Linked DNA regions of Mus musculus: region 1 is linked to region 2. A link is a loop called in an ENCODE intact Hi-C map of the cell type or tissue named here. Cell type or tissue: left cerebral cortex. All regions are shown on one strand. Each heading gives the region's core, and the rest is flanking DNA. Links, peaks and the distances in the headings are about the cores only.

The links. A loop is a pair of places that touch in the nucleus more often than their neighbours do. Peaks named below come from ENCODE experiments on the same cell type or tissue, not always from the same donor. Only the 100,000 strongest peaks of a DNase experiment are listed, where the experiment ranks them.
Region 1: a loop joins it to region 2, with 2.1 times the contacts of the local background. A loop is called at or near these places in 2 of 42 quality-filtered maps.

Annotation. Positions count from the first base shown.
Region 1 is chr12:82,896,035-82,911,731 of GRCm38, forward strand. The region is part of intron 2 of Rgs6 (regulator of G-protein signaling 6); the gene reads left to right. Among named protein-coding and RNA genes, the nearest start is that of 1700085C21Rik, 35 kb to the right of the region's middle. In left cerebral cortex, for the core only: no CTCF peak of the experiment used is centred there; DNase peaks (open chromatin) are centred at 9,524, 9,950 and 10,489; H3K27ac peaks cover 572 bases.
Region 2 is chr12:82,807,008-82,822,704 of GRCm38, forward strand. The region is part of intron 2 of Rgs6 (regulator of G-protein signaling 6); the gene reads left to right. Among named protein-coding and RNA genes, the nearest start is that of Gm22149, 42 kb to the left of the region's middle. In left cerebral cortex, for the core only: no CTCF peak of the experiment used is centred there; DNase peaks (open chromatin) are centred at 7,931 and 9,164.

The DNA.
Region 1 (15,697 bases), core at 6,769-11,768, 91 kb after region 2:
ACTGCTGTACTCTGAGCCAGATCCGAGGCTTCTCAAAGTGAGCCCAGTTCTTAGAAGGGAGGGTTCTATTATCATTTTTTATAAGTTGCTAACAGTTGACCCTAAGGCCTCCCATATGCTAAGTAAGCACTCCACCACTGAGCTACATCCCTAGCGTGCACTGTGCTGACTCTAGGATTGGGATCTATCCTATCATTCACTGTATCTTGGGGACTCAGACTGGGCAAATGTCACTCCAGACATCTGGAAGGAAGGCTGGGGATTGTACATAAAGGGCATGAAACAGTCATCGCATCAGTGACAGTTGTGAGTGTTCAAGTAGGTGTTAAGAAATAAAACCAAGGGAGGTCTCTACAGGGCTGGTGGGCTGGATGCCAGGATGGTTCAGAATGTATCATTTGCTAGGAGAATCTCTTGGCCTGGAATCTGACCTGCACCCTATAAAACTCACCATCTGGCTTGCTGCTGTTAAGTCCCAGACATCTGGAAGGCAGCTAAGTTTCTAGAAGTTTCTGGGAGGTAAGAGTAAAGAATTCACATTAATCAAATATTAACCAAAGATGCTAATTCATGAACTCTGGAATATAAATTCAATGACTATCGCACTGATGGCTTCCAGTCAGTAGATCTGTTCCCACTGCTCTGACATAAATTACATAGAAAGTCAAATCTATCTGGGATGCAACTCAGCAACCACAGAAGCAGAATAAAAGTGATGAATTCTGATTCAAAAATCCAGTACACTGGGCACTTGTCTACTTCCTACATTTGATGGTTAGAGTTAATTGTCAACTTGACAGAATCTAGAATCATAGGAAATGGGCATCTAGGCATGTCTGTGAAGGATAATCTTGATTACGTAAATTGAGGTAGGAAGGTCTGTCCACTATGGGTGGTGTCATTCCCTGGCTTGGGTCCTAGACTGTGTAAGTAGAAAGAGGGTGCTGAGCAGTATGCCTGCATCTGTTACTTTTGTGTGACTGCAAACATGATGTCTCAAGCTGCTTCAAGCTTGTGCTGCCTGACTTTTCCGCCATAATGAACTGTACCTTAAACCATGAATTAAAGCAAACCCTCCCTGCCTTAAGTTGCTATCGTCACATTTTATCACAGCAGTGATAAGGAAGTCAATACATCACTGAGTTACTCCTCTCTTTTTCTTGCCATTGCATCACCATCACAGAACTACAGATGAGCATATTTAACCCCAACTCCCCAAAAACAACTCTACTTGTCCATGCCATTCAATACACAGTGTTGCTCTGCCAAACTGGATAAAAGCCTAGTATTGGGTCTAATGTGGCCCAATCAGTGAAACTTAAGGACTAGTACATTTTTTTTCTAGGATAAAATCAATGCCTATATAGCAATGCCACTTTACTTTACCCTGAACAAAAGATTAGGTATATCAAAGAATGATAAAAATAAATATGTGTGTGTGTCTGTATACATACATACATACATACATACATACATACATACTACTGATTCTGGAGTGTTTGATGTCATGTTTGTCCATGTATCCTCTAACCTCCTTGCAGGAGTCTGACATTTCCATGGGAATCTTGAGTTTCACATTTCAGGGACTTTTTTGAATAAGTATAATTGTTCAGCCCCCTTAATGTCGTTGGTACCCATCACCTCTCATGCTTGATAATGGCAAAGCTCTACACTGGCAAATCAGGCAGAGAGAGATTTCCTTGGTGATTTTGAATGAACCTCTAATTCTAAAGTATGGCTCTGACATGGTATTTGGCTCTTAGGAGGGATCCATCTCACCCAGGGTGCAAAGCTGTGGTCCTGAGCCTCAGCGTAGTCTTTTATGACTCTTTAGGCTGTTGGGAACAGCATCTCATTAGCAGTTATTGCTGTTAATTAAGCTGATAACCTTGTTGGTGCCTTGCTCTGCTGCATTGATTAATTTTGTTGATACAAATATAGTATGCATATTACTTAAGAACCTTTTACAACTTTCTTATTATCATTATCATTGTGTATATGTTGGTGTGTGTGTGTGCATGCACAAAGTATATGTGATCACATGCATGTGAGGTCATAGAACAACTATATAGAGTCAGTTTTCTCCCTCTGTCTTTTTGTGGGTTCCAGGGAGTGAATTCTGGTCATCAGGTAAAGCAAGCACCTTTAACCTGCTGAGCTATCCAGACAGCCCACATACTTGGGAATGTTTACAGTATATATTACAATTAGAAATAATAAATGCTTAAGCTTCCATATCAATATAGGAGACAGATGTTTTTATAGCCAATGCTTCCTCCAATTGCAGCAGTGAATCATATTTTGACACAAGCTTTTAATTGTTTTTTTTTATTATTAAAATGTACTTTGTAGCAGATACACACACACACACACACACACACACACATATATATATATATACACATACATACTGTCTTAGTCAGGGTTTCTATTCCTACACAAACATCATGAACAAGAAACAAATTGGGGAGGAAAGGGTTTATTCAACTTGCACTTCCATACTGCTGTTCATCACCAAGGGAAGTCAGGACTGGAACTCAAGCAGGTCAGGAGCTGATGCAGAAGCCATGGAGGGATGTTCTTTACTGGCTTGCTTCCCCTGGTTTGCTCAGCCTGCTCTCATAAAACCCAAAACTACCAGCCCAGAGATGGTCCCACCCACAGGGGGCCTTTCCACCTTGATCACTAATTGAGAAAATGCCTTACAGCTGGATCTCATGGAGGCATTTCCTCAACTGAAGCTCCTTTCTCTGTGATAACTCCAGCTGTGTCAAGTTGACACAAAACTAGCCAGTACAATTGACCCCTTGTCAACTTGACACACAAACACATCACTAGTAAGCCTCAACCCTTACATTCTTATTCATCCCCAAGATCTGAATAACTTTAAATGTCCCACAGTCTTTACATATTCTTAAAATTTCAATCTCTTTAAAATATCCATCTCTTTTAAAATCCAAAGTCTTTTTACAATTAAAAGTCTCTTAACTGTGGGCTCCACTAAAATAGTTTCTTCCTTCAAGAGGGAAAATATCAGGGCACAGTCACAATCAAAAGCAAAAATCAATCTCCAACCATCCAATGTCTGGAATCCAACTCACAATCTTCTGGGCTCCTTCAAGGGCTTGGGTCACTTCTCCAACTATGCCCTTTGTAGCACACACATCATTCTCTAGGCTCCAGATGCCTGTACTCCACTGCTGCTGGTCTTGGTGATCATCTCATGGTACTGGCATCTCCAAAACACTGCATGACCCCTTCAGTCCTGGGCCATCAATTGCAACTGAGGCTGCACCTTCACCAATGGCCTTCCATGGCCTCTCACAGTGCTGAGCCTCAGCTGCTCTGCGTGACCACTTCATGCCTTCAAAACCAGTACCACCTGGGTGATCCTTACACATTACCAAGCCCCGCTGCAGCAGGAGTACAACCTTGGCTATCTCTGGAACACAGCCGCTTTGTGCTTTCAAAAAACACTTCTCAGAAGATGTCACCTCAACGATGCTGGTCTCTTCTTAATCACTGCTAATTTCTTAGCTCCAGCTAACCAGCATCAATAGTCCCAGTAATGCAAAAGTTTCACTTTAGTAGTTCTGGTATCTTGTTAATCACAGCTGATTCTTCATCCCCAGCTAACCAGAACCACAGAATCTTCCCAATCAAAATAGAAATGGCCCTAAAAAGAGTCTTTAATCTTCCCTCTGAAATTTCACAAGCCAGGCCTCCATCTTCTGCAGTGTTCTCAACATTATCTTCCAAGCTCCTACACAACATCTGACAGAGCTCTTAACACCAAATAGATCTTCTGGCCCAAAGTTCCAAAGTCCTTCCACAGTCCTCCCCAAAACATGGTCAGGTTGTCACAGGAAAACCCCACTTCTGGTACCAATTTGTCTTAGTCAGGGTTTCTATTCCTGCACAAACATCATGACCAAGAAACAAGTTGGGGAGGAAGGGGTTTATTCGGCTTACACTTCCATACTGCTGCTCATCACTAAGGAAGTCAGGACTGGAACTCAAACAGATCAGGGAGCAGGAGCTGATGTACAAGCCATGGAGGGATGTTCTTTACTGGCTTCCCCTGGCTTGCTCAGCCTGCTCTCTTATAAAACCCAAGAATACCAGCCCAGAGATGGTTCCACCCACAAGTGGCCTTTCCCCCTTGATCACTAATTGAGAAACTGCCTTACAACTGTATCTCATAGAGGCATTTCCTCAACTGAAGCTCTTTTCTCTATGATAACTCCAGCTGTGTCAAGTTGAAACAAAACTAGCAGTACACATACATATACACCACTTGGCTTAGTATCTAAAAGTTTAAACTATTTAATTGATACAGGAGAAATTTTGATTACTCTATAGGGTTGTTTGTCAAATTAATAAAAAATTTAAGAACGAGCTCAGCTGGGAGCACAGGGATAATTTTATTAGTGTTTAGGAAAATAAAAAAAAAAAAAGCTTCAGCATAAGCAAGGAGTAAGACCTCAGCAATTTCCTGGAGGTAAATGGAGGGGGTGGGGGGCAGATAGGCCATGCCACCAAAACTGGCATGAATCTGACTCATGGTAGACAAGTAGGCACATGGTAGAAGAGACATGTTAGAGCAGTGGTTTTCAATCTGCGGGTCTTGGCCTCTTTAGGGTCCTATATCAGACATCCTGTACATCAGAGATATATACAATGATGTGTAAAAGTAGCAAAATTACAATTATGACATAGGGATGAAAATAATTTCATAGGTGGGGAATCACCACAACATGAGGCACTGTATTAAAGGGTCATGGCATCAGGAAGGTTGAAGACCACAGAATAAAGAAACAAAAAAGTACTGGGAGGAAAGCCCATGTGTAGAGAAGATATAGAAAGAGGTAAAGGAAAACTTACACCTTGCTGCTGGTGGTGGTGGTGGTGGTAGGATTTGTTGTTGTTGTTGTTGTTGTTGTTGTTGTTGTTTGCTTGCTTGTTTGCTTTTCCTAACAATTTAGAAAAGCAGGCAAAGCTACAGCCTTTAAGGCTTCCATACTAGGTGTGGGAGTTCTGGTGAGGGAAAGCACAGAATCTCATGAAAAAATTAGTTATTTTTCCCACGTCTTCAGCATGGATAAAGTGAGCCCACCTAGGAATGGCCCCCTACACAAAGGAAGGGAACTAGCCCACCTGGAATGCGAGGTCTCCACCCAGGCCAGAGGGTCTTCTGACAACGTGCTAAGCTGTAGTTAACTCCAGCTGTTGCAAGTATGCCTTTGTGGCTAGGGATGTAGCCTAGTTTGTGGAGTGCTTTACCTAGCATGGAAGAAGCCCTGGATTCAATGCCCTATAAAATGATCATCAACTATGCTTATAATCCCTATCACTGTAGAGGTAGGAGGACCAAGGTCATCCTCTGCTACAAAATAAGTTTGATACCAGCCTAGGATTCCCAAAACCCATTCTCAAGATGGAACCCAAACAAACCACAGCAGATGTGCTGTTGTCCAAAGGAAGTGAGGGCCTAGGAGCAGAAATGGCTTGACGTGGAATCTATGTGTCTAATGGGAACTTGGATAATGTTCATCAAATAGGGGTGCCATTCTGCTGAATGCCCACTGTACAGATGCACCCCAGGCACCAGTGCCTTGTCCTGAAAACGTGTTTAACCCCCTCTGGAGTGGACCCACCTCTTTGGTGTATACTGAGTCCAGGAATGATTATAACGTATTTTCATTCTTTTCTCTGTAACTTGGTCTTTCCCTTTTTTCCTATTCTTGTTTTCATTTTTCACTCTAAAAGGCAAAAGTATACCTGTAATTCTCCAGGTTATAGAAAATGAGCTGCTTACACATTAAGGTATTTCTTTCTAGATACCTTTCCAAGCATGGATAGTCAGACAATTTAGATCATAATTGCCCTATGATATTTAATTTAGCTGGTCTTTATTATCAGGTATATAAATTACTTGTAATTTGTTCTTGTGAATAGTAAGTAGTGTGTTGGGTGGTTTTTCAAATAAATATTTGAGAACCTAATGATGAGATGTAAAAACACGAACATCACCCTCCAGAAAAGGGTGCCAGGTACAGGCCCACTAAACACATTTCTGAGTGCCTGTCTCCTTAGAGCCACCCTGCTGCATGTGTCCAACCAGACAGTTATGTCCACACGCCAGCATTGCATAGTTTTAGACGTGGGAATCTGATGGGTGAGCTATGCCATAATGACAAAGTATGTCCTATTTCATTTCCAAGTTTCATTTTGCTTATACTGAACAAGACACATTTTTTCTTTTTCTAACTTGGGGTGGGCTATACAGGAACTGACTGTAGAGAGACTGACAGAAGGAAGAGGCTTTATTTACACTGTTCTAGACAACTCGGTAAAGAGCTAGAGGCAAAACATCTGGAGGGGATGCAGACTCAGTCCTCAGTGAGAAGCAGCCTTCTACACTGCAGGCTCTGTTGGGCTTGTCTATGCTAGTGAAATGTATAGTATGTTGCCGCAGACCCTCTGGGCCCCTTTGTCTGCGTGGAACGGGTCTCTAGTCCCGGATGGACAAAGCGTAGGATGAATTGACAAACAGACGCACACAGGAGAGGTCGTGTGGAATCTGAATGTAATGTCAAATTGATCATCAGACTTTTTATGCAGAAGACAATAAGGAAGTTGGGTGACACACCAGCAAGGTACAAAGAGGTTACTGGATTCTTACATAAAACAGAGGAATGCAAACACAGAAGGTCTAATGGGAACCACCTGGGATAGAATTAATTGTTAACAACTGGGATCAAAAAGGGCTCCACCTAAGATTCGCTTAATCTTAGAAGCCAGGGTCAAGGGCTTCATGCCCTTGCCATAGTTCCTATTTTAGTCCATTGTATAGTCCACCTTTCCCTTAGGCCATTGTAAATACGTGTGTGTGTGTGTGTGTGTGTGTGTGTGTGTGTGTGTGTGTGTGTGTGTGTGTATGGGTGTAACTCTGCTATAGTTCTAAGTATCTATTCTGGTTTCTTCTTCAGTCTGAAACTTCCTTCTTCCTTAGTGATGGTAAATTCCTGTGTAAGGAAGTGACTTGGCTTTTACATTCTTACTGAATTTCAAGCCCATGGTCTTGCTTAAGGGTGTTCTAGGACTGTTGGAACACTGGTGGAAGGCTTTAGCTATGTCAGAATTCAATCTTAAAAGGCACTTATAATAGGAAAATACTGAAAGAGAGCACGTGGGTCCATACACTAGACTAACTCGGGAATGGAAAATTAATGTATGGGTTAGAGGGAACGCCAGACTCCAGGAGGAGAGCTTCCTTGAAGCTCTTTGCCTCATGAGTGACTTTCAAGCCTCTCGGCTTAAGCTGACTCGACCAGAGCGCATGGCAGTATGTCACTATAGCTGCTACACTTACAGGAAACTCTCTGAGTGGTTGTCTTAATCCCTTCTCTTTTTTTTCTATTTAAGCACAATATCACCCAAACCTCTGGGTAATTTGTAAACCACGGTTTGCTTCATTTGGGTTCTGGGACGCTTGGGCATCTATTAGCATAGCTCCAGCTTCTGGCAAGGAATCCATACTGTGTGGTAACATGGTAGAAACAAAGGTCATGAGACAGAAAGAGCAAGCCTATATGACTCACTTTCTATTTATGACCAAATACCTGAAGCTAGGACCTTTGTAAGCAGAAGGGATTTATTTAGCTCACAGTTTGGAGAGCAGAAGCTCAGCACTGGCTCCCACTGAGCCGGCCTCTGGTGAAGGCCTCCTTGCCTATGTCACAACATGGTAAAAAAAAAAAAAAAAAAAAAAAAGCAAAGAGGGACCATGCTGTGTGCAGGAAGAGTCGAGGCAAGTGGGTGGGCTGGCCTCACTTTGTAAGAGCTCCCTCTCACAAGGGCCATCTCACTGCAGACAGCCAGCACCCCTTCTAAAGGCAGCCCCACAAACCACCTCTCACTAGGCCCCAATCCTCTATGGTCAACCCCTCTAATTGCATAGGGGAACAAGCTATTAGCACACGTACCCATAGGGGCCGTACTCAAACCACAGCAAGGCCAAAGTTAGAGCAAAGCTGTGTTTTGATAACTAACCAGATCTGAAGCATTAACAGCTACATGACATCCTTAGACCACTTTGAAGACTAAGAGCATACCTTGACCACAATGGCCTAATCATATGTGCTCCCAGACTCTTGCCCCAATTCTTTATTTATTTTACATAAGTCTGTGACCCAAAGATAGACTAGGGATGTGCTCACTGAATGCTAGATTTATTCCTCTTCCCGATGTAGCCCACACTGAATAATTCTCTCTCTGCTTTCAGTGTTACACTTCTCCTAGGTTGAATACTGGGACAGGTCCCTTTGCCTAGCTTGTTTGTGCTGCCAGAGGCCAAGCATTTCCCTAAAACTCTGGTTGCAATATCAATGTATTTGCTCATTTCAAAGGAGGCAGGGCTGATCCTTTGGGTCCAGGTACATGTTCTCATCAATAAAAGAATTCATATATGGCCACAACTGGATGCATATGTATAGACAGCTGCCTGGGAGACCTCCTTAGGATAAATTTTTGTGGACTCAGCTATGTTGGTAAGGAGTCATTTGTCTAGCTCTATCCTTTGTGATAATTAAGTTGTATGATGAGTTGTATAAGCAATACCCAGGGCACATGTATGTTACTGATTTGAAGCTGTGGAACCTGATCAGTGCAGCCAAAAGTTCCCAAAGTCCTCCTTACCAGTAGAATGCCAGCAGTGGAAGGTCTCACACACATCATCTGGTAGAAATCTTTGGGAACTGTTCATCCCTTGGTCTTTTGCAGCCAGCAAGTATTTTGAAAAATCTAGTACTCCCCCACTTCCTTTTGTTTAACATGGACAAGGAAGAAGGGCAATTTGCCTCATAGGTAAAAGAAGGAGGGAATTCTATAATGAGGGAGTTGGCCACTGCTCCTAGTCTCTGATCCACTATGGCCTTTCTCATATGGAATGACAATTACTTAAGACAAAATAGGCAAATGCGGGCAGAGCTGTATTGAGTGAACAGGGCTTGCAGCTTTCAAAGAATTTATTGTATGTTACTCAACACCAAGTTCATTTATTTCAAATTGAAGTCATGGTGGGAACGGTTAAAACTTCTGAGCATTATGACTAGGGATCCATAGTTAAGAGCACAAAGGATGTAAAACCAAATGAACGCCTCACTCAGGATTCACCTAGGAAATGGTTATTACTGAAGCAAATCTCAGTTCCTTGAGTCTTGGCCAGGACAACCACCCTTGCTTCAAGCATCTTCCTGTAGCTTTGTGGCTGATACAATAGGAAAGCGTCAATGGAAAGGCATGGTGGGAGAAAATGGGTTACACATCTCTAAAGGACTGCTCACCATTTATTGCAGTGCCATTCTTGGGACTGGCTCTCTGCTGCACGTCTGCACAGCAGTGTTCACGGTCTTCTGGCTTGTGCCTTCTGCTCGTCATAAATCACTTGGGTGAAAAGATATTTCTAGCCAGATGAACTCTCTCCCCCTCATCCACATTTACCCTAAAGGGTGAATGCGTTGTTCCCAGGAAACCACCTGGTTCCTTCTAATTTGTTAGAGGAAGAGTCTCTCAAACCTGCCCTAGGAAAAGGACCTGTGCTCACCTTCATACCTCCTGCTGCCCAGTGTCATGGATTCAGCTGTTCTAGGACAGTCTAGGGCAAAGTGACTTGCAATCTTCAGCACTATGAGTAAGCTACAAAGGAAATACAATTCAGTCTATCAGTCTATGAGAGAGGGAGAGAGAGAGAGAGAGAGAGAGAGAGAGAGAGAGAGAGAGAGAGAGAGAGAGAGAGAGAGAAGAGTGCAAACTGGGAGCTCAGAGCCAGAAATGTTACTCTCCAAAGGTTTCCTGGAGGCTTCCTTTGAATTTCAATCCTCAATGTTTTGTTGGCTTGGCTCAGCGAATCTAATTATATAGAGAAGACAGAGAAGCAGCTGCATTTAGCAAGTCAGAAAAGTCCCCTGGCAGTCTACCCTAGGAACAGCTAAGCATATGGAGTCATGCAGAGCCCCTGAAGACTCTACTCCTTGAGTGACATCAAGACAGGGAAGGCTGCCCATATGACCTAACTGAGAATTGCCAGTGTATTTCCTTTATTCTCTCTCTCTCTCTCTCTCTCTCTCTCTCCCTCTCTCTCTCCCTCCCTCCCTCCCTTCCCCCTGTCTTTCTTTCCTTCTTTCTTTTAATTTAGAGATATTTTCTTTCAGACTAACCTTCTCAGCTATCTAATCCCCTGCACCCAACAAGGGAGCAAGCAGTACTTTTTATAACCCCATAGGGTGACAAAGGTGTGTTCCCCCCCCCCATGCCTTCCTGGGTGGGTGCTTTCCACTTTCCCTGCCTCCTAAGGTGAGAGGGATCAGCTGTACCTGAGTGCTTAATGTCAACCATTTTACTTCCTAGTGGAGACTGTGACTGGCTCCACAGGCAACCATCCACCTACCACCATCACGGCCCACCCCCACCTCCATACCAGGAGCCTAGTTGTCTCAGACTGTCTGGAGACAAAAGGTGGTGGAGGGGCATCAGTGCTCCCTCATGCCTGTGCCTACGTTCATCCTGGGAGGACCATCCTAGCTTCCACTTTCAAGGCATCGCTGGGAAACCAAGGTGAGCCAGTCCCTGGTGCAGGCAGTAAAGGCACACTGTGCACAAAGTTTTAAAACGCTAATAAAACAGCCTCAGCGGCTGTCTGCTTTTTATTACCGCCTCGTTCCAGGAGTCTAGAGGGTATGAGCAAAGACAAGGAACAGTGTCTTTTCCTTCTAACTGCCTCGGGCTTGTTGGTCCCTGTAACAGAAAACAAATGAAGAAGACAAAAGGCATACCCATCTATTGCACACACATCTATGGGACATAGAACCTTCATAAGGAAATGGCTGCATGGGAAACAAGAACAGAGGCTGCAACTGCTATGAGCAGTGACATCCTCTGGGCTAACAAATGTCAATTGGGTCAGAATGAAAACCTGGCTTCTCTCCTCTTATTTAGTATCTGGTTTCTTAGTTGTCTCATTCTCTTCTATACTCACCCTGGATGTCAGAAACAACACTTTATGGATAAATATCTGTTAAAAAGATTTTATTTTAGTGTGTGTGTGTGTGTGTGTGTGTGTGTCTGTGTGTGTGTGTGTGTGTGTGTGTGTACATGCATGCATGTACAAATGTGCAATTGCCTACATAGACCAGAAAAGGCATCAGATCTGTTGAACCTGCAGTGATAGGCACTTGTAAGCTATGCAAAATGGTTACTGGAACACAAACCCCAGTCCTTGAATAGGGCATTAAACACTCTTAGCCATGGAGCTACCTCAGCCATAAAATACATATTTTATGGCTGAAATAGAATCTACTGCCTCTCACCTGGCAGGAATGACTATATCCTGAGTTGACCAATCCTGAGATAGTAATCATCAGACCACAATACGGCCAAGTCTACACAGTTTCTATCATCCCTCCCTCCCATAACCAGGGAGCTCATGTAGACCATCTTCCCCAAAATAGCCATATTGATTATGGGAATCCTTTCCATCATTACTTTTGCTTGATTTTCATAGGGCAAGTGGCCAAACTTGCCTTATGGGGCACTCAGAGTTTGGCTTCTGAGACATTATGACTATGGTAACAGAAGGAGTTAAGTCTTGAGTTTTAATTTCTAGGTTTCAGGGAGAATGAAGAGGAATAGACCGATGGGATGGATGAGAAAAGTACATTGGGATGTCATGAGTGTGAAATGCCAAAGGCATATGTGCACCCTTGTGTCCTTCCACACTCAGAATCACAACAAACTCACAGGTAACATTGATTTTATCGGCTGCAATCCGCCCAAGTATTCCTGCTTTCCCTCGACAGCTGGCCATTGGCAAATATAGACTTTTTTATTCTAATATTAACTCTATTTATCACCCTACCCTTACAATCTGCACACACACACACACACACACACACACACACACAGTCACATGACAAGAGATCAGGGAGGCCATCATGATCATAATAGTAGGTATCCTCTTTATGGAGTCCAGGTGAGGGTGTTCAGCCTGCTTGGTCTCGAGTGTACAGTAATCACCCGTGCCTGGTTTTTCTGCTGTGACTTGAATAGGTCTGTGTTCTCATGTCTCTGGTCTGCTTTGATAAGCTCATAGGTGGAACCATTGCCTTCTGAGGACTACGCGATTCATCAGTCTGTGTCTTAGGTTGGGTAGACCGATGGTGACGTGCACATGCATGAGGTGAAAAGTCATTCTGCTTCTGCATTTGCACTCAAAGCCAAAGGCTGCTTATGAGTTAGAATATAAGCCAGCAAGATGGTGCTTCAGCATGAAGGATGCCCACCAATGGCAGGCCTGGTGACCTAAATCCATCCCTGGAACCTATGTAAACAAAGACTGAGAGAACTGACTTGTCCAAGTTGTCCTGACTTCCACACCGTACGCCATTGTGTGCACGTGACCATACTCACATACAATACAACCTCTTGACATTTTAGATAGTCACCAAGAGCAAAAAGCAGCCTGGAGATGCTATTTCCTGTGTCACGTGAAGGAGCTTACAGCCCGCTCTTCATATGGAGGGAGAAGCATGAGCCATCTGTGGCCTCAGCTTCCTCTTTGTGCCCTTGAGTCTCAGGGAATAAGGGTGGTCTTTTTCTCCTGCACAAGGGGACCATCTCTCCAATGAAGGTTGTATGACCTGTCTTAAGAGAAGGTCAGGCTCTCCTTCCTCCACATGCTGTCCTTCAAATTCCATTAATTCAAACTATTCAAAAGGACAAGGTGATGCCTTAGGGGATGGTATCCTAAGCCTTGCCATAATTGACATTAGACTTCTCCCCTGAAGATGTTTTTGCTGCTGAGTTCTGAACAAGTGTGGTGATGATCACTGAGTCTTAGCAAAGACTAAAGCACATAAAGAACTTATCCTTCAAGACGCATTGTATGCCACATAGAAATGCTTCAAAGAATTCCAGCCCAAGCCACTGGCTCTTTATGTGTGACAGTACATATGTCCCAGTACAGTGTAAGCTCATGAGGGTTGAAAACATTTGAGTGTCCTGATGGTGTATGGTTTCTGTTGCTTTTTACCAGTATTATTGTTATTATTGTGTAGGTTAGTGTATATGGAGGTCAGAGGACAATTTTTAGGTGTTGGTTCTATCCTTTGACTGTGGGTTCCAGGAAATGAACTCAGGTATTCAGGAGTTAACAGTAAGCTCTGTAAATCTTATACGCCTTCCTGCAGACTTACAGTTCATATTTCTGTTTTCAAAGGCAAGTTCGAAATAAACAGTACTTACACATTTGCCAAGATGAACAAGTCAGAATTTTCAATATTCTGTGTGAGTCTTTAACTTTAAATATGTTTTTGAAAGTGTTTCTCTTTAAAAGGTTTATTATATTTTTAATTATACGTAGGTGGAGGGTATGTGCATGTGAGTAATGGGTACCCACGGAGGCCAAAGGTCACAGATGTTTGTGAGTCAGCTGAGAAGGTTCCTGGGAACCAGACGTGGTCAAGTCTTTTCACCCACTTAGCTGCCTCACCGTCTCTCACCATGGAAGGATTTCTTTTATGCATCTCTCCTTTCTTTAAAGAAAATTTTTAATGCCACTGAAATTGATCAATCCACAGGGGGGATCTTGGAGGAGTTGAGGGAGGGGAGACTGTGATCAGTATATACTGTATAAAAATTGGTTTTCAGTGAAATAATTTTTAGTTCATTATGTTTCCCATCTTGTGCTAAAACAATTTGTAACCGGCTTCCATACACCCATCATTTTAGAATGAACTATTTTTTAGTCTTCTTTACTGCTCTTTATTACTACTCATTTCTTAAAATTAACTCACATACAGGCCACAGAATGTGTGTGGAGGTCAGAGTACAACTTGCAGGAGTCAGTTCTCTCCTTTTACCAGGTGGGTCCTAGGGATCAAACTCAGGTCTTCAAGACGGATGGCAAGTGCTTTAACGTGCTGAGCCAGCCTGCTGGTTCCATTACAGTTTGTTTTAATGAATGATGTCTCTACCAGGGATAAGTTTGTTGGTAGTCTGTTTCCCCTCTATTCCTCCTGACACGCCCTCCCTAAAATTCTTAGATCTCTGTAAAAGTCTATACTGGGCCTCCTGATAATTTCCGTTCAATTCTCTGCTGTGAACTCCCCTAACACATACAGCATCCCAGGTTGCGTGGTGCTATAGCAGCTCATGTTTCTAATCTCTTCTGTGCATTATGATGTGATTTCTTGGGAAGTCTGAGTTATATTTCCTATTTCCTCCTGAGTCCCCTCAAACATATCTCCTGGAAGTATCTTTTGAAGACACATGCCCTTAGTAGCCAACATAAATCCTTCCTCATCAATTCTACCCCTAAAAACTTTGTCATGTTCCCCTAACTTATATGGAATCACTATCGTTTGTTTAGTCATATTTTCTCTGAAACTTTGTTGGGGAACCAAATGCAATCACTGGTTTTCTTTTTCTTTTTCTTTTCTTTTCTTTTCTTTTCTTTTCTTTCCTTCCTTTTTCTTTCTCTTTCTTTCTTTCTTTCTTTCTTTCTTTCTTTCTTTCTTTCTTTCTTCTTCTTCTTCTTTTTTTAACAAGTCTTAAATTTATTGCTTTTGAAATCAAGAGCTAGAAAAGCCAGTTTGGGAAAGTCATGATTCTGGGAATTGGCCATTCTCCTAAATCACTGGTTTTCAAGGCCATAAAATTGTCTTCAAATACTCCAAAGACATGACTGGGTAGATCAGTTCCAGAGTTAAATTTCTAGTTTGAATCTCCCTCCCCTGCATGCATAGTGACTTCACAATACTTAGGTGATCCATGGAAGCAGTAGTGAAAGTTGTCTTTGTACATGTCCTGTAGGCCAGCAGTTCTCAGAGAATGATCCAGGGGTCTCTAGGAGTCCCTGTGACCTTTGCAAGAAGCTCTGTGTGGTCTGGTGATTTTCCTAACATTTATCCTTTCCCATGTATAAGGTGGAGTTGTTCAGATAGACATCCGATGGCACACGTAATATCAGAGTAAATGGGGTGTGGAAACAAATGTGAGAACCCAGCTATGGCCCATTAAGCCAGCCACTGAGGTGATGCTCAAGAAAGAGAAAGCAGTGCCAGGATCCATGTGGCTTTTTTTTTAATTATTTATTTAGAAAAGTAATTAACCAAAAAAAAAAGGTATAAAGAAAAAAGTAAAATGTATAAATAAAAAAGGAAAGTATAATTCACAAAATTACATATATTACATATATTATATTGCCATTAATGTGTATTGAGTTTGTTGTTAATTTTAAATAAATTTGAGAGTTCATATTTCAAATTCAATGTGAGTACATACTCACATTGGTTTCCTAAAATTTACAGAGATTTATTCTTCTTTTTAGATTAAAAAAAGGATTTCATATGTGTGTACCACATGTGTGTTACACACGTGAGCACACTCACATACACACTCACACACAGCATATGATGTTTTGCCTGCATTTATATGTATGTACCACATGTGTGCCTGGTGCTTTTGGAGGTCAGAAGATGGTGGTAAGGACCCTTTGAGCTGGAGTTGTAGATGGTTAGGAGCCACATGTGGGTGCTGGGAAATGAACCCGGGTCTTCTGTGAAAGCAACACATGCCCTAACCACTGGGCCATCTCTTCGGCTTCAAATTTGCTGAGATCTCTGCCCACCTCGTGCTG
Region 2 (15,697 bases), core at 5,280-10,279:
TCTCCAACTCTTGGCTTCTCTGAATTCCTTCCCCCTCTTCTGTATCCTCTACTTTCTGGCATATCTTTTGTATTTACTATTATAAATTTATGTCTTTTGTATTTACATTGTCTTATAAATCGTATTATATATGTCTTTATATCGTATTATAAAATTGTCTCCATCTTAAAAGCTTATCTAGCATGAGAAAGCCATAGGAAATAGTTAACAAAATTGTACACTGAGCAACCTAACACTTTTCTTGGTTTGTTTTTCCTCCAGAAAACCTCTCTTTCTCTTATCATGACAACTTTTTTGGGGGGTGGGTGGACTGGTGGGTGATACTGATATTTAGAAAGGAGGAGAAATGCAGAATTGCGAAGTTAACAACAGATGGTTAAACAGAGCCATTTCAGGAGTGTTATTAAAATAACAAATCTATTTTCCTCAATAGTAGGCTTTCTTAAGTATTTAGCCTTATACCTTCTGCTGAAATAGAAGAAGGAAGAGGAGGAAGTGAGGGAAAGTCAAGGAGGTGCTTGGAATGTTCTTACATGACCTCCATTTCTTACTGTTTCTAGGGGTTTAATTTGGACAGTCATATTTATCTGGGATTGAATGCAGGGACATTTGTAGCACCACAGTGCTTGACAATTACTGTCTCCCCCAAAGCTAAGCTTTCTCAGTCCAGCCCTCTTAGAGTTGCCCTCACCCTCACCACCAAGTGATCTTATGGGCACTTGTCAAAGATACACCGGAGCAAAGGACCTTCCTCTCGGCTGATGGACGATAACTCTGCTCTGAGTAGACCTAATTCACACTCCTGCATTTTCAGAGCAGAGACACCGTATGCATGGATAGCTCAGAGGAGGGGGACTGTATGTATATAGTCTGAGAACCTCATACTTTCAACACATAGTGAGTGGATATATGGCTTAGAAAAAGTATTTAATATTTTTTAGTAACTTAACCATAAAGAACAGACAATAAGGAAGCAGAAAAACATAGAAAGCTCATAATGACAGCAACCTTTGGGCTTTTGGTATACAAATAGTCACTTAATTTATAAGTCCATTTCCCTACCTGCTTACTAGAGGACCTTCTCCCATGAGATATACTCCCAGGTATTTCCGAGTAAAATGAGCCGAGGATGTCTTGTTGGTTCTCCCTCATTTTGTTATTCTGATCCTGCCTCGGTGTTATTTCTCAGTCTACACTCAACCTCATGTCCCTTTTTACAATTTTTAAATTGCTTTTATTTGTTTATTTCTTTTGAGAATTTCATGCATGCATTTTTCAACAAAGGATTGCACTTGAGTTGTAGTAGCTCATAGCTACTGGTGAGAGTCTTGCCCAAACTTGGGGAACTCCAGATTCTCAAACAATCCAGACTAAGGACCCTGTGGGATACAGCTGGATTTCCTTACTGGCTTTCCAGCTCCAGTTTCCCAACTTCGGTCATGTTCTGGAGATCTTATACACCCTCTTTTGTAAATCCTTTCTGCAGCGGGAGAAATTCAGTCTTTCCTTACAGACAGGTTCCATGGCTATGTGTTTCCTTCTCCTCTCCTCTCCTCCCCTCCCCTCCCCTCCCTGGGTCTCTTTGTTGTGTTTTTGATGTCACTTTCCAAGCCAACTAGTTGGGAATACATTAGAAGGTTGAACCTCAGCAAGTGTGGATCAGTTGACTTCCTCAGCGCATTAGGAAAAAAAGACAGAGACCATCTTGGTCATGTACATTCATTAGCCTGGCTTCAGTCATTGTGCAGTATTTTGTAAAAGAAATTGACCTGCCAGGCTACTTTCACTGTGTTCACACATTCCTTGTGTGACATGGAGATAATTTTTCTGCCAACAGGCAGCCCTATATTAGACCAATATGGTCAATATTAGAGGTCTTCACCTGAAAGTGAGAGGGGAAATTGTTCAGTTCCCATGTTCACCACTTACTGCAGCTCTCTAGTGGAAGCCACGTGGATGTCTTCTAATATAGTCCAAGTTGAACGTCATTTACCCACCTATAGATAAAGATCTCAGGTTAGGACCTCAGAGCCCCTAGACAATGACAATCTCAAGCTGTAATTTTATAGCTGTAAGCTCTTTTAACCCTATCACCTAATAATCTAATTAGTACCAGAAGTAAAACTCAGCACACTGAAGAATCCAAGGTTTTAAAGAAACTCTTAAGAAGACCAAATGTATACTATCGCATTATAAATCACAATGTCACACTTATAGAAAGCACTGCACATAAAGTTTCACTATAAAACACTATAAATACATAATCATCAAATTGCCGGGGCTTGCTGCATAACGTGAATGAGAATAGAGTCTCCATCACCTGCTATATTGAAAGCTGGACCACAACGAGTCAGATCAACCAGGATGCCTGTAGGGATAGAGAAGACGAATGGTTCCCAAGCAGCTCAGAAACATGAGTGTGCTAAGGTGTGCATATGTAGGGGGGCGGTGCTAAGGTAGGGGTTATGCCTCCCTCACCCTCTTCTGGTAGAATCACCTTTGCATTTTCCCTGGTTAAGATCTGACACTATTGGCCAATCACATGTTCCCACTCTCTGGTCTTTGGATCTCAGAGAAGGCTTACAGAGACCAACACACACCTGGGGAAAGTATCAAGGCAACCATGTTGATGGCTAGTGCTGGTACCTCAGGTGGACTGTTTCTGAGAAAGACCTACTGCCTGGCCACTCCCAGTTCTGCTGGGTTTTCTAATACTCTGTCTTCTCTCTGACCTTGAATAGCCTTCCAGGAAACTCCTTTTCTACCTCATATATCAGGCAATATATGTTTGCAGCCCTGACCCAGTGTGAGCCAAGCCACATTACTTATGTGCCTTTACTTGATCCCCAATCATGCCTTCTGCCTAGGCATCCAAAGGATTAAGAGCTGCCGGCTCTGCGGAAGGAAAGCATGTTGATTTGGGTTTTGAAATTTATTATAATGAGCAGACAGCAAAGAAGAAATTCTGAGTCTACTAAGCATTAAAACACAATTAAAGTTGTTTATAGGGTAGAACTTCAGCTAAGCACTGGTTTATTTATATTTTCTGCCTATTTATCCAACAATAGGATGAGGGAAATCCACAGCAAGGAGAAAGGAAACACAGGAAGGATGCATGTGTTGAATACATTATTAGAATCTAGAACACGTAACTCTTTAGTATTCTCTGTAAGAAAGCTTTGCATTTCTCAGGCAGATTCTTCTCCCCCCCCCTCCCCCTACCACTTAGTATTTTGCACCTACACTTGCATACTTAAATAACAAATTCAAAATCACATAAAAGTGGTCAGGGTTTGGCTTTGATTTTTTTTTTCCCACTTGACTTTCAGTTGTTTCATTTCAATGAGACGTGTTAAGGAAACTATTTACTTTTGTAAATGTCACCCAGCCATTCCAAAATAAAGATGAGAAATTCCTCTCCCAAGGCCAAGATGAGAAGGCTCTAGTGTCTCTTGATGGAATTGTCCTGCATGTCCTTTGCCAGTCACCTCCTCACTGCTAAGCTGTTCCCTGAATGTGAAGGTGACATGATGTGTCACAGCCACCAACAGCCACACATTAGCATGACATTCAGCTGGATCACTGGCAGATATTCCATAGGAGAAAGGGGACTATCCCTGAGTGTCACCATACTTGGGGGATACTCTGTGCCTTCAAGAGCCTAAGTTTGGCCACTGATCCTGGAGAAACCAACTAAAACAGTCAAATTAAGAGTGTGAAGCAGGAAAAATTTATTCCATGTGGTCACATTAGAAGAGGCCGCAGGGGCATTCCAATGGTTTCTTGGGCTGGCTTCCAACCTTGGCCTGACAGGTTTTGAATTTGTGCAGACCGGCTCTGGACCTTGGGGGTCTGGGGTACAGAACAGTTTGGACTATTGTAGTGGGCTGTCTCCCTCATTCCTTCACCTGTGTGGACTTGATTTTAATGTGGGCAATATTGTTTGACCACTGAAGTCTCTCCAAGTAAAATGTGCGATGTTCCTTGTCAGTGTGCAGCCAGTTGTTTTAAACACTGCTTTACTCTCCACCGGTTGTGCCATATTTCCCTAGTCAGGTGGTAAGTGTTTTAAGAGTAAAGCCACAGTCATTCTCTGTTTAAGTTTTAAGTAGACATCCAGACTCTTGATCATATTTTGAGGCTGCCTTGTTGGTTAAAGCTCTCACCTAGAGTTGCCAGAGCCAATCTTTGACTCCAGCTACTGACACAGGAGGGAGCAATGCCCAGCTAAATAAGGTAGCATAGTCTTTAGTGCTCCAATCTCTCTTTCCCCGATCCCTTTATGACTCAAGAACACTGTGTTCTGGGGTCCAACTGTTCCTCGGCGTCTGTCTCTTCTCTACATGCTATACCTGAGCTTCTGGGGCTTCCAGGCTTGGAAGCTGGAAGTTCAGGCATGGAACTGAAGTTCACCCTTTCTCTATGGTGGGCAGTCAGCCGCAGTGCCCTTATAGAGAGCATGGTCACAACTCTGAGCTTCCATTCCTTTCCTAGGAGTTGGTTCTTTGGTCAATGTCTGAAGGACTTTGAGGTTGAAGAGAGAAATTGATCTCTGGCACGCTCTCATCCTAGGGCTGCCCTTGAGCCTGCCCTCTAAACATAGCATAGAAGAGCATAAAGCCAGGGAGGGTCCTCAACTCCTGAGGACTTCTCATACTCCCCAAAGATGCTTTTCCCCAGTGCACCCTTTAAAATATCTCTTTGCTTCCTGTTGGCAATGCTCCTGATTGAGATCCCACAGGATGTAACAGCAACTCCAGACATGGTTCTGTGTTCCTCGTATGACCTTGTAGTGCACGCCAATGCCAGAAATAGTCCCAGGCACCAGGGTTCCTGGATTATACATTTTATATTAAGTTAAAATAACTTAGATTTTTAAATTAAAAGAAAAACTAAGAATCTTTAAAATTCAAGTTTGCTTCATGTTTAAAAACTCCTCTAAGGAGCTAGGGTAATGTTGAAGGCCCAACTAATATCTGTATCCATTAAATACGGAATGCCTGTTCTCCTCTGATAGGGCCCTCTTGCTCACCATTGTCTACTCTCTTAACTTTGGGGAGCTGGTCAGCCAGAGTTTTAACAGGGAAGAATTGACACATCTCATAGCTGTTAAGACCATTACTCTTCTGATGCTTTTGAAAGCAGCTGTTAAATGCACGAGGTTAGGACAGAATTATATGTTCCTCCCTATGCAGAGTGATGATGATTTTTATAAGCACTGCTTAGATAGCACTGTAATTAATGGGCATCAACTTCTATTTTGGGAACAGTTTATCCTTAGAACACATTTAAGAGTCACCTCTTTCTTGTGGTCTTGAAGAGGTAAAAGAAAATGAAGAATAAAAATAATAATAATAAAACCATCCTTTTTAATCAGGATTCCCAAGCAGTCTAAATACCTATGAATTATAAATGAGAACCCTTCAGTGATTAAGATAAATATATGATGTGGCCCTCTCCTCTGCGTCATCTTATGAAAATCATTCACAGGAAGTTCCCTGACTCTGTGAAGTCACTTCTGTCTGCTTAGTGAATTTCTCAGGTGTGTATCAGAGGACGCAACAACTGTGGTGTTGCAACTGTTTGGTCGAGGGCTCTCTCCCAGGGGAGCCAGCAGCAGCAGACTGCTGATAGTCTGTTAGGGGTTTGGGGTATAACTCTTTGGAGATGAGACTTTGGAAGACTGGATGACTAAACTAGCCTCGTCCATCTTCTGATGTATTGAGAAACAACTTACAACAGTAAATGTGGTACAAGGGTTCAGTTCCTTTATCTCTTTACCTAGGTGAAGCCTTATATCTTAATGACAGGTGAGAGATGACAGACTTAAGCATCCCATTATGATGCAAGAGAAACCCATAAACCAAGAAATCTGAAGTCTGTCAGTCTATCTCTAAATAAGAGCCAGACACAGTCTTGGGTGGAGACTAATAGTCTTTTATTTGCTTGTTTGTTCATTTGTTTTTGAGACAGGGTTTCTCTGTGTAGCCCTGGCCATCCTGGAACTTGCTCTGTAGATCAGGCTGTCCTTGAACTCAGAGAGATCTGCCTGCCTTTGCTTTCCAAGTGCTGGGATTAAAAGCCTATGCTACCACAGCCCAACAAAACTAATATTCTTAACCTTTCATCATGCCCTGGACTTATGGTATAGTTTCTACTGAGTTGAAGTTCACCCTTTTGTTGCCTCATCTACTCCCTTAACACAGAGGATTGGCAAGAGCTGTTTCTCTACCCACAAGGCAATTCTGCATCTATTTCTCCACTATCCAACAATCTCCTCTTAACCATAGCCTCTTCAGGGAAGTCCTTTGCTCCCAGACAGACAAGATTCCTCTATTATATACCTCATGTCACTCACTTTACTGGTAATTGAACAAAAATGGCCAAATGATTCAGGAAGGTCTGCTCTGCCAAGCCCATCAAGGCATGTTGCCTTCTCTTGCTATCCACCCTCTTATCCACCCTCTTCCCTGTTCTTAGCCTTATAGGGAATGCATGGGAAGTATCAACTGGGGCCATGAGGCATCCATCAGGCCTGCGGTTTCATTCTAGCACAGCATTTACGCCAAATAGGCTTCAATACATTAGGAATGAATGGAGAATGCAGTGTATAAGACTTAGAAGAGAGAGAGTTGGACTCCAAATCTCAAAAATAGAGCAAGTTCTCCAAGGGATATGGTTAGGTTTGTTGAAAGCGAGTAGAAAGCAAAACATGGGCTACAACTTTGCAAACTTTTGATTCAAGAGCAGCTAACTTTATATTAGTTTGCTTTCCCTTTGTTTTTGCCATTTATGATTCCAAACATTGTCAAATGGAAATTATTTAAAAAAATAAGATTAAGTGGGAAGACAGTAGCCTTATGAAATTGTGTACTTCAGACCAATTTGTTGTGGCTATATTTTTTTTCTCTGACTTTTGACAATGAAAAATTTCTAGACTAAAGCTCCTGGGAATTATGATGACCCTGTAAACATAAAATGATCCTGTATGTCTGGCCGTGGGCCACCATTCTTTAAAGCTATTCAGAAAAAAAATTTCCTAGTCTTTCCAATGTCTCAGTAACCTTGAAATCTTTTTGAAGATGAGTCTCCATTTTCATAGATCCCTGGGATTCTTCACTTTGAATCCTGTAAAAGTCCTATGCCTGAGCTGCTGCCTATAAATCTATCATTAGTGTAATAATAACTCTTATGGTGGGAATAAATTGTATCAATATTAAAACAAACATTTTGCTAACCTCCATATAACCTCCTGACCAAATGGTTGGGGCGGTCTCTTATGTATAATCCCATGGCAGAAACTGTTACAGGAAATATTAAAAAAAACAAAGAAGAACCAGCTCGTTCCAGCATTCGTGCTGCCAAATCTCTGCCATGGCGGCCTGGCCAGCCATGCACTGGGGGCAATGGCCAACCTGTTTTTATCTCATGGAGACTCTCTGGCCCGACACTCCCAAAATGTCTTCACCCAGCTCACTAAGTTCCCACTGGCGGGTCGTTACCATGCCAGTCCCATGCTTCCAAATCCTCCATGACCTTTGTGGTGCACATCAGGCAAACTCATGCTTTGCTGCTGTACCTTTCTCTCTTGAACCCAGAGGAGCCTCCACATGAGGAAAAATGCAACAAAAACTTAGTTCAGAAACAATGTTCACTCAACCTCTGGATACAACAACTAAAACCTAATCTTGTAAGCCTTATTAAAATCTGATTCCTCTTAGCGAATCCTTGTGGATCTGCCATGATACCAGGAAACTCTAGCAGCTAGATCTTGCCCATATGCTGTCCCCATTCCTAAAGGACCTAACTCTCTCCTGCTTCCTCTCTTCCCCCATCCAACCCAGAAGTCTCACCCACTCGCCCAGTGATTGGCTCCTTTATTCACCAGGGGACTGGTTCACAAGAAGCCACCTGAGTACATGACTCATTCTTCATTCCAGACAACCTCTCCCGGGAGAGCAGAATTAACATAAAAGTACAAGCAGCGCAAGCCATCCACAAGAAACAAATGTTCTTTAACCAGCAAATGAAGTACAAGAAATGAGTAGAAGAAAGAGCTAGCTTCCTCCTCCTTTTCATTGTGTATATCTCTAGGAGAAGTTTCCTTAATCATCATCTCTTGAGGTATATAATGGAGGAATCTTGTCTGTCTGGGAGCAAAGGACTTCCCTGAAGAGGCTATGTTTAAGGAGCAATCGTCGATTTGTTGAGAAATAGGTGTAGAATTGTCTTGTGGGTAGAGAAACAGCTCTTGGCAATCCTCTGTGTTAAGGGAATAGATGGGGCAACAAAAAGATTGTTCAAGGTCACCATGCTGGAGCCTATAAGACATGGGAAGAACATGGAATGAGAGCCAACTGCAGTGGGAGGTAGAGGATAACAACTGCTGGAGCTATTGTATTGTATTGTATTGTATTGTATTGTATTGTTTTGTATTGTATTGTTCAAGGCCATAGAGAGGTAAGAAATTATTGATGACCGGAAGTCCATTAGGACACACTGTAGTTCGGGTGCCAGGTGGCAAAGAGTTGGTGGATACAATGAGGAAAGGATGAGTAGGTGGAATTCAGAGCCATAAAGGAGGTAGGATCAATAGAATTGGAATCAGTTGAATTTATGGAGTAAGAGTGTTAACCCTACCTCCTGACTTCTCGTGGCTGTAGCATTCATCCAGAGAAAGCGGATATAAAATAAGGATCAGAGAAAAGACTGAGTTTTATTTAGAGCATATTGAATTTGAAGCACATCAGAGCGACATCATAAAGTTGCCATTTGTTACTCGGTCCAACAAATAAATGGATCTTAGGAAGATAGTATGGCTGGATGCTAGACATTCCAGATTTCTCATAATGTACAAGAAACTCACAAGCTATGGTTTTAAGTATTTTGCTCATGAAATTGTGATTTTGGCAGGCCTTGATGTGGACAGCTCTCTCTGCTTCTCTTGGCATTAGAGTGTGTATCTTGAAGACTAGGGTGAGATCACCAAAGCTTACTTACTGTTGTGTCCAGGATGGATGTTGGAGGATACTGAGATAGGGCTAGTGTCCTTTGCATGTGGATGCCTGGCTCCTTCAGAGCTCGGTAACTGTGATTCAGTGTAAGTTGTAGTGTGAGAGTTGCAGAGAGATTACGTCATCTTTGATGATGTAGATTCTGAAGTTACTAAGCCTCATTTCCATTGCATCCTACTCATCTGAGGTGAGTCACTTTGCTGGCTGTGTTCAGGAGAGCAACTGGAGTCTAAGTTTAAAAGTAATAATGAGTTCATGAATCCTTTGGGAATGTACTTTGATCATATTCATACCCACACCACCCCAACCCCTTCCAGATCCTTCCTCACCTCCCTACCCACCCAACTAAATGTGTTTGTTCTCTCTCCCTCCCTCTCTCCTCCCTCTTCCCTCCCTCTCCCTCCCTCCTTCTTTCCCTCGCTCCCTCTCTCTCTGTCTGTCCATTGGTCTGTCTGTCTCTTTCTTTAAGTCAAGTTTGTGCCAGCAGGCTCCTCTCAGGTCTGGCACCTGCCCTGAAGTGTGTTCAGTATGTCAGATATCACACCATATCAGAAAATTGACTTTCATTCTCCCAACAGCAAACAAATGCCAGTAGCCGCCACCCCCCCTCCCCAGCCCCCAGCTAAGGCTGGGACTTCATGCCCATATCCCCTTATCTATGCTGGGAGTTTGTCTGGCTTGAGCTTGTGCAGGTCTTAAGTGTGCTGTAAGTTTCCCGTGAATTCATATGTGCATCTGCTCTGTTGTGTCTTGAAGTCACCCTTCACCTCCAGCTGTTGCAATCTGTCTTCCTGCCCTCCCGCATGGTGCCATGACGACATCACATTTGGGACGGATCGTGGAGTCTTACCTGTTCATAGGAGGAGTGCCGAAGAGTCGGAGAAAGTGCCTTAGCACCATACACGGAGTCTCCATGGTCTGTGGTCAGATAAGAGAGCTGGCTGGAGGAAGATGTTTGGGTATAACTCGAGTGCCTAGCTGGGTCCATTCAACAATGGAGGGAGCCTGCTTCTTTCTCTCCTCCACAGTAACGAGAGAGAGAGAGAGAGAGAGAGAGAGAGAGAGAGAGAGAGAGAGAGAGAGAGAGAGAGAGAGAACCTTCTTAAGGTGGCAGGGGAGTTTTAATGAAGTAAAGGAGACAGAAGTATCCCAGTGGAGAAAAGATGTGTCAAAACCAGATTGTGCATGTAATTACTTTCTCAGCCTTTCCTGACATTACCAGCAGGACTGGTGTTTTGATGAAAAAAAAACTTAATTAAAACTTAATTTTTTTTAAAGTGGAAAATATTTAGCACGATTGTGGGAGGATTGAAATCAGGGCGCCGTGTAATTTTAATTGCCTCCAAGAGATGCTCTTCACAATGACACATTAAGGGATAAAGAAGCAGTTGCAGGCATGGAATCAGAGGTCACCACCATGTTGGAATCTCCACAGGTGGCCATTTTGCATGAGAGAGTCACTCCCAGGGATGGCAGGAAACATCTTCAGCTCCATGTGTCAGGGTGTGCAAAGACTCTGTCCCTGTGTGCACTGGCTAGGCTATACGTGGAGACCACATTTTAAAACATGTTTTTTTTTTATTTTTAATTTTTTCCCCATACTTCATAAAGAAACAGTAAGTAGAGATTCGATGGTTCCCAAAGCATTAGTTTTGAAATGCCGATCCTTAGATAATTCCAGAAGGATCATCCAGCTCTTACCACAACCTCCGTTGGAGGACCTGCATGTTTCTGTTTTTAAAACAAAACTACTCAACTGGTTCTAGGCTTCAAGTGTGGCAACCTTAAGCTATAATAAAGGACACATGTTTTGAACCCAGGACCACAGGCCATGGCTTTTACTTTTCTGTAGATGTGGGTTGATTGCTAAGCTTCTTCCATCATATGGGTACTACATATGCTTACCTGATGGGGACTTGCAATCATCAAAGACAACACAGGTAAAGTGACAGAGATGATTAAATGAGAGAATTATCCAGCCATTTAAGAAGAACAGAACCAGCCTGTTTGCCAAACCAAGGGGATGGTTTGGGCAGCTCTTTTCCTGTTTAATCAGGAACTGGGGTAGCAAACCTGACTTTTTGTAACCTTTCAAAAATGACACAAAGTGGTACTTTCTGATGTACAGTCCAGGAATACTATCGACTTGCTTTTCTAAATCTCTGGAGCAATGAAAACAGCCTCCATATTCTGAAGAACAACCAGGATCCATATCAACCACCCAGTGAGACCAATGGGATCCGTCTGTACTGGGGGTTCTGGTTTCTTGGGGGAACAGGCCTGACATGCAGTGTTTGTTGTGGGCATACAACTCTGAGGGTTGCTATACCAGAGTCTGTAAATAAGATATGGAACAGGGGTAACATTTGTTCTTTTCAAGGAACACAATGTCTCCTCACTCTAGGCTCTTCAGAAAGGGATGAGAACATGTTTGGAGTTCTCTAGTGAAGATGGTCCATAGGTCTAAGAGGGTAAGAGCTAGAGTTTTTAAAGGGCCTGTTGATAGTCCCAGGCTACGAGAAATTCCCTCATCCCAAATGCTAGTGCTCTCTGTTGAGACACCCTGCACCTCACTGAAGCCCACATGACAGGGAAGTGGGCTGGGCAAGCCTCATAAGCCAGAGTGTGGGCGATGGTGAGAGAGGAAGGCAGTTTACCTGGTCTGGAAGGGAGTTTCTTCGGTGTACATTTGTGTCTTAATTACCTTTTTCATTGCTGTTATAAGACACCATGACCAAGGCTAATTAATTCGGCACTCTCTTAAGTCAACTAAAAAGGCTATTGATATTTGTAGTCTTGCTCTGGGTGATCCCATCTTCATATCCTAAGGCCAGTTTTACAGATGAGATGCTACACCCACCTGATGTTTATGAAGGCTCTAGAGATCCAAACTCCAGTTCTCAGCAGGCTTGCTGCAGTAAGTACTTGAACCACAGAGCTAGAACTTTCTATCCAGCCCTGGAGAACCAAATCTGGATGTATGCCAACTCATTTTTTGATGGAGCCTTGAGGACTATTTCCCCGTCTACATCTCTTGACTTCTGTGAGATACTGGGAGACTATTTGATCAGGGTGGTAAGGGAGCAGTTTGTTTCAGAGTTTGATCTCTATGCATGGTGCTAAGCAGGCTGGGTTGACAATGAAGCCTGACGTTGACCTTGGCATTAGGCTCTAGCCAATTGACACTAAAGCAGTTTGCGGTTTATTTGATGTTAGCATGATAATCAGGGCTTCCTTGTGTCTGGAGGTGGGGTTTCCCTGCATATGCCTGTATCTCTGGGTGATCGCTTCTCTGATTTCCATTTTCTCAGCAACTGGGAAGCCCCCTCTCAATCTCTCTCTCATCGGCCTTTCCCTTGTAAGGCTGATTTTCACAAGGGGGTCTTGACGAGTTAGACAAACATGGCCGAGTTCCCATAGTGGAGTCCTGAAGCTGGAAAGAAGCCACACGTGATTTGGTAGTAGGCTGTGCTGAAATCTGCAGTCAGTTGTCCCCGGGAGAAGGAGCCCCAGAGGGAAGCAGGCATCTCTATGGTTACTGGGCTCACCCTGCAGGCTTCATGGCTAGTTGTCTGTGAAGCCAGTAAGAGGAAGGAAAGCAGATCCTTCCCCACCAGAAAGCAGGAGCCTGTCACCCACAATTGTCCTGGCTGTCACATTCACCTTCTGAAGCGAGGGTGATGATCTCAGGCTAGCAAGTTCCTTCACCAACGCCAAGTCCAGCCTGTGCCCGTCTAAGCAGCAGGGCTTCCTGTTGCCCAGCTTGCTTGAGCTCTGCAGAACAACGCAGTGACTGAGGCCAGTAGTGTATCATTTTCTTCCCACCATTCTCTAGAACCCTGCGGGTTTGTCACCTGGAATCAAAGGCTTATCAGAACTAAAGAGAACCTTAAAGGTCAGCTCATTCAACCTCCTACCCAGGATATGCCTTCTAGAGCTAACCACCCACACTGCAGATTACTAATATATGTGACTATTCAAGGCAGCTATGTCTTTTTGGGAGGAATGACCCATCCCCAGGGTGTCACAAAGCTCAGGGTAGTGAGCTGGGCTGTGATGGGGGGCGGGGGTTGCACTCTCATCCCCAACCATTATAATTAGTGGATCGGATTCTCGAGGTTTATGATAGCTTTCCTAATTCCCAATTAGAATTCACTACAAGCTGTTGCTTGAATGTAACACGGAGCTCTGACCCACTTTCTACCCAACAGTTGGCAATTTCCCCTCTAATATCAGTTGTTTGAGTCATCACATTTACCAGAGCAGCTGGGGACCACTTTATCTCTATTTTCTGACTTCAGGATTATTTCCTGGGGTAGTTGCTGCTGATCGCTGTGTAGCCCGTGCTGTGGGAACAGGAGGAAGAGCTAAGAGCAATTGTATGTGCACTCACCTGCAGTTCAGAATCATCTCAGGATCTTTAAGAAATATGCGCACTTGGCTCCCACTCCTGGAAGTTCTGATGTGATTCATTTGGGTGCAGCCTGAACATCTGAGATTTTATGGCACTCCGGGTGATTCCAGCATGTACCTGTGGGTTGCTGCCAAGAAGGACTGGTCAAGTAAGGAAGATTGTGAACATCAAATGATGCTGACCAGAGAGGGTTAAAAGCAGAGCTATGCAGTGTGTTCCTCTTAGCACCCTTGAGGTCTGATACCACCCTTGAGGGACCCCAAGTTGCAGGAGGATGGTTGCTGTCAATTGATGAGTGCACAGTACATGCTGTGGCAGTTAGTGTTTAGAGTGATGGCAAAGAGCAGGCGGATTGATAGCTCTCCAGTAAAGCAGAGGAGATCTGTAGTTCTATCAAGAGAAGGTCAAATAAGGAGCTGGAACAAGAAGCCAGAAGTATGGGCTGTGTCCACAGGCAGTGTAAAAGGAAAAAGCCGTATCATGTCTGCATGCTACAGGGACTGCAGGCTGATTCCAGGGCCTGAGTCCTCTTCAGCATCTGCAGACTGAAGGCTTCAAGGAATCAGACTAGAGTTAATGCCACCAAGTTAAATAGTTTTATTCTATATAACTAGAGCTATATAGAAATGACCAGACACGGGAAGAGGGAAGGGCTGGTGATTGCATGGTTAGGTGTGTAGTTAGTTTTAGAAGGAATACTCTACGTGAGAAGTTAGATAATGGTAGCCATTAAAGCCAACTGGAAAGGTAAAAATGTTCCTTCTGGCTAGGATGGAGCTGTCAATCAAACCTGGGTGAAGGCAGGAGGGTTATTGATATTGGTCACTCAGTAGAATCCTATCCAGCATTCACAAGGGTCTGGGTTCAACTCCCAGAGCCACATAGCGCTGGGGTGGAGGTCTGGTAAGATGGTTCAGTGAGTGAAGGTTGGATCTAATGACTTTAGATCTATTGCTCAGTCTCTCATGGTGGAGGGAGAGAACTGACTCCTGCAGGTTGTCGTTTGACCACTGTGTACTTGCTGTGACATGTATGAACCCTCACAGATGTGTGTGTGTGTGCGCGTGCACTTGCACATATACACACAGATTCTAATAAAATACTCTTTCTTAGCTTTCTCATCCTATAAAAATGATGTAACCTCTTCTTAGTTCTTTTTCCTGTTGCTTTGATTAAAACAGCCTGACAAAGCAACTTAAGGAAGAAAGGAATAATTTTAACTCATAGTTCATGGGAGTCCTGGCTGCAGAACTTGAAGGAGTTGGTTCTATTATTTCTTCAGTCAGGAGGCAGAGCGGTTGATGTTAATGTCCAGCTAGCTTTCTCCTTTTACACATTCCGGGACCTAAGCCCACAGAATGGTGCCATCTACTTTCAGGATGGGTCCTCACACATCAGTTAGCATAGCCTAGATGATCCCTCACAGGCATGCCTGATGCTTGCCTTCTAGATGGTTCTAGACTTGATCAACTTGACAGTCACTAACCATCATGTGCTCCCAAACCCAGGTTAACAACATTCTTCATCTTTCATCTAGGAAGCATTGAATTCTGTAATACCTGTTAAGAATTCTCTGGATTCTTTGGGGGGGGGGTTACTGTTTGACACTGTATAGCTCAGGTTATTTGGTAATCTGTGGGATTTCAGATGCATTCAGACATTCTTTTTACCTCAGGAAGAGTTTGCCACATTCTTACTTTTAAAAAGATTTAATTTGTACTTATTTATCTCTGTGTGTGTCTGAGTATGTGTATGTGTTTGCATAGTTCCCAGAAGAGGGTATCAGATCCCTTGGAGCTGGAGTTATAGGCTCCTTTGATGGATGGGGGCTGAGAATTGAACTCTGGTCCTCTGAAGGAGCAGAGAGCCCTCTTGACTGCTTACTCCAGCCCAATAATGTCACTCGTTGTCCTTTGGTCACCAGTGGCAATGTCTCTGTAGGTGATTCTGTCCCTCTTCATTCTGGAAAGGCTTCCCAGTGTTCTTTACCACACTTTGACTGTGTGCTGCTTGGGTAGTATGTTTGTTCTTTTATAATTCACAAGACATTTTCATGACTACTTGGGAGGAATTTGAACTTTTTCCTCAAGTCAGTAGGGAAGCTGCTGGAGATTTCTGAGCAGGCAGAAGATACGCTGAGGAGATGTTTTAGGAAAATACAAGTGCATGACAGTCACTTGTGGGTGGGGGATAAATAATACTGTAATCCTTGGCTTGTGGTGGTGAGCAAATAAAATGATGTAAGAGGCATAAAGGCACAAGGCCACAT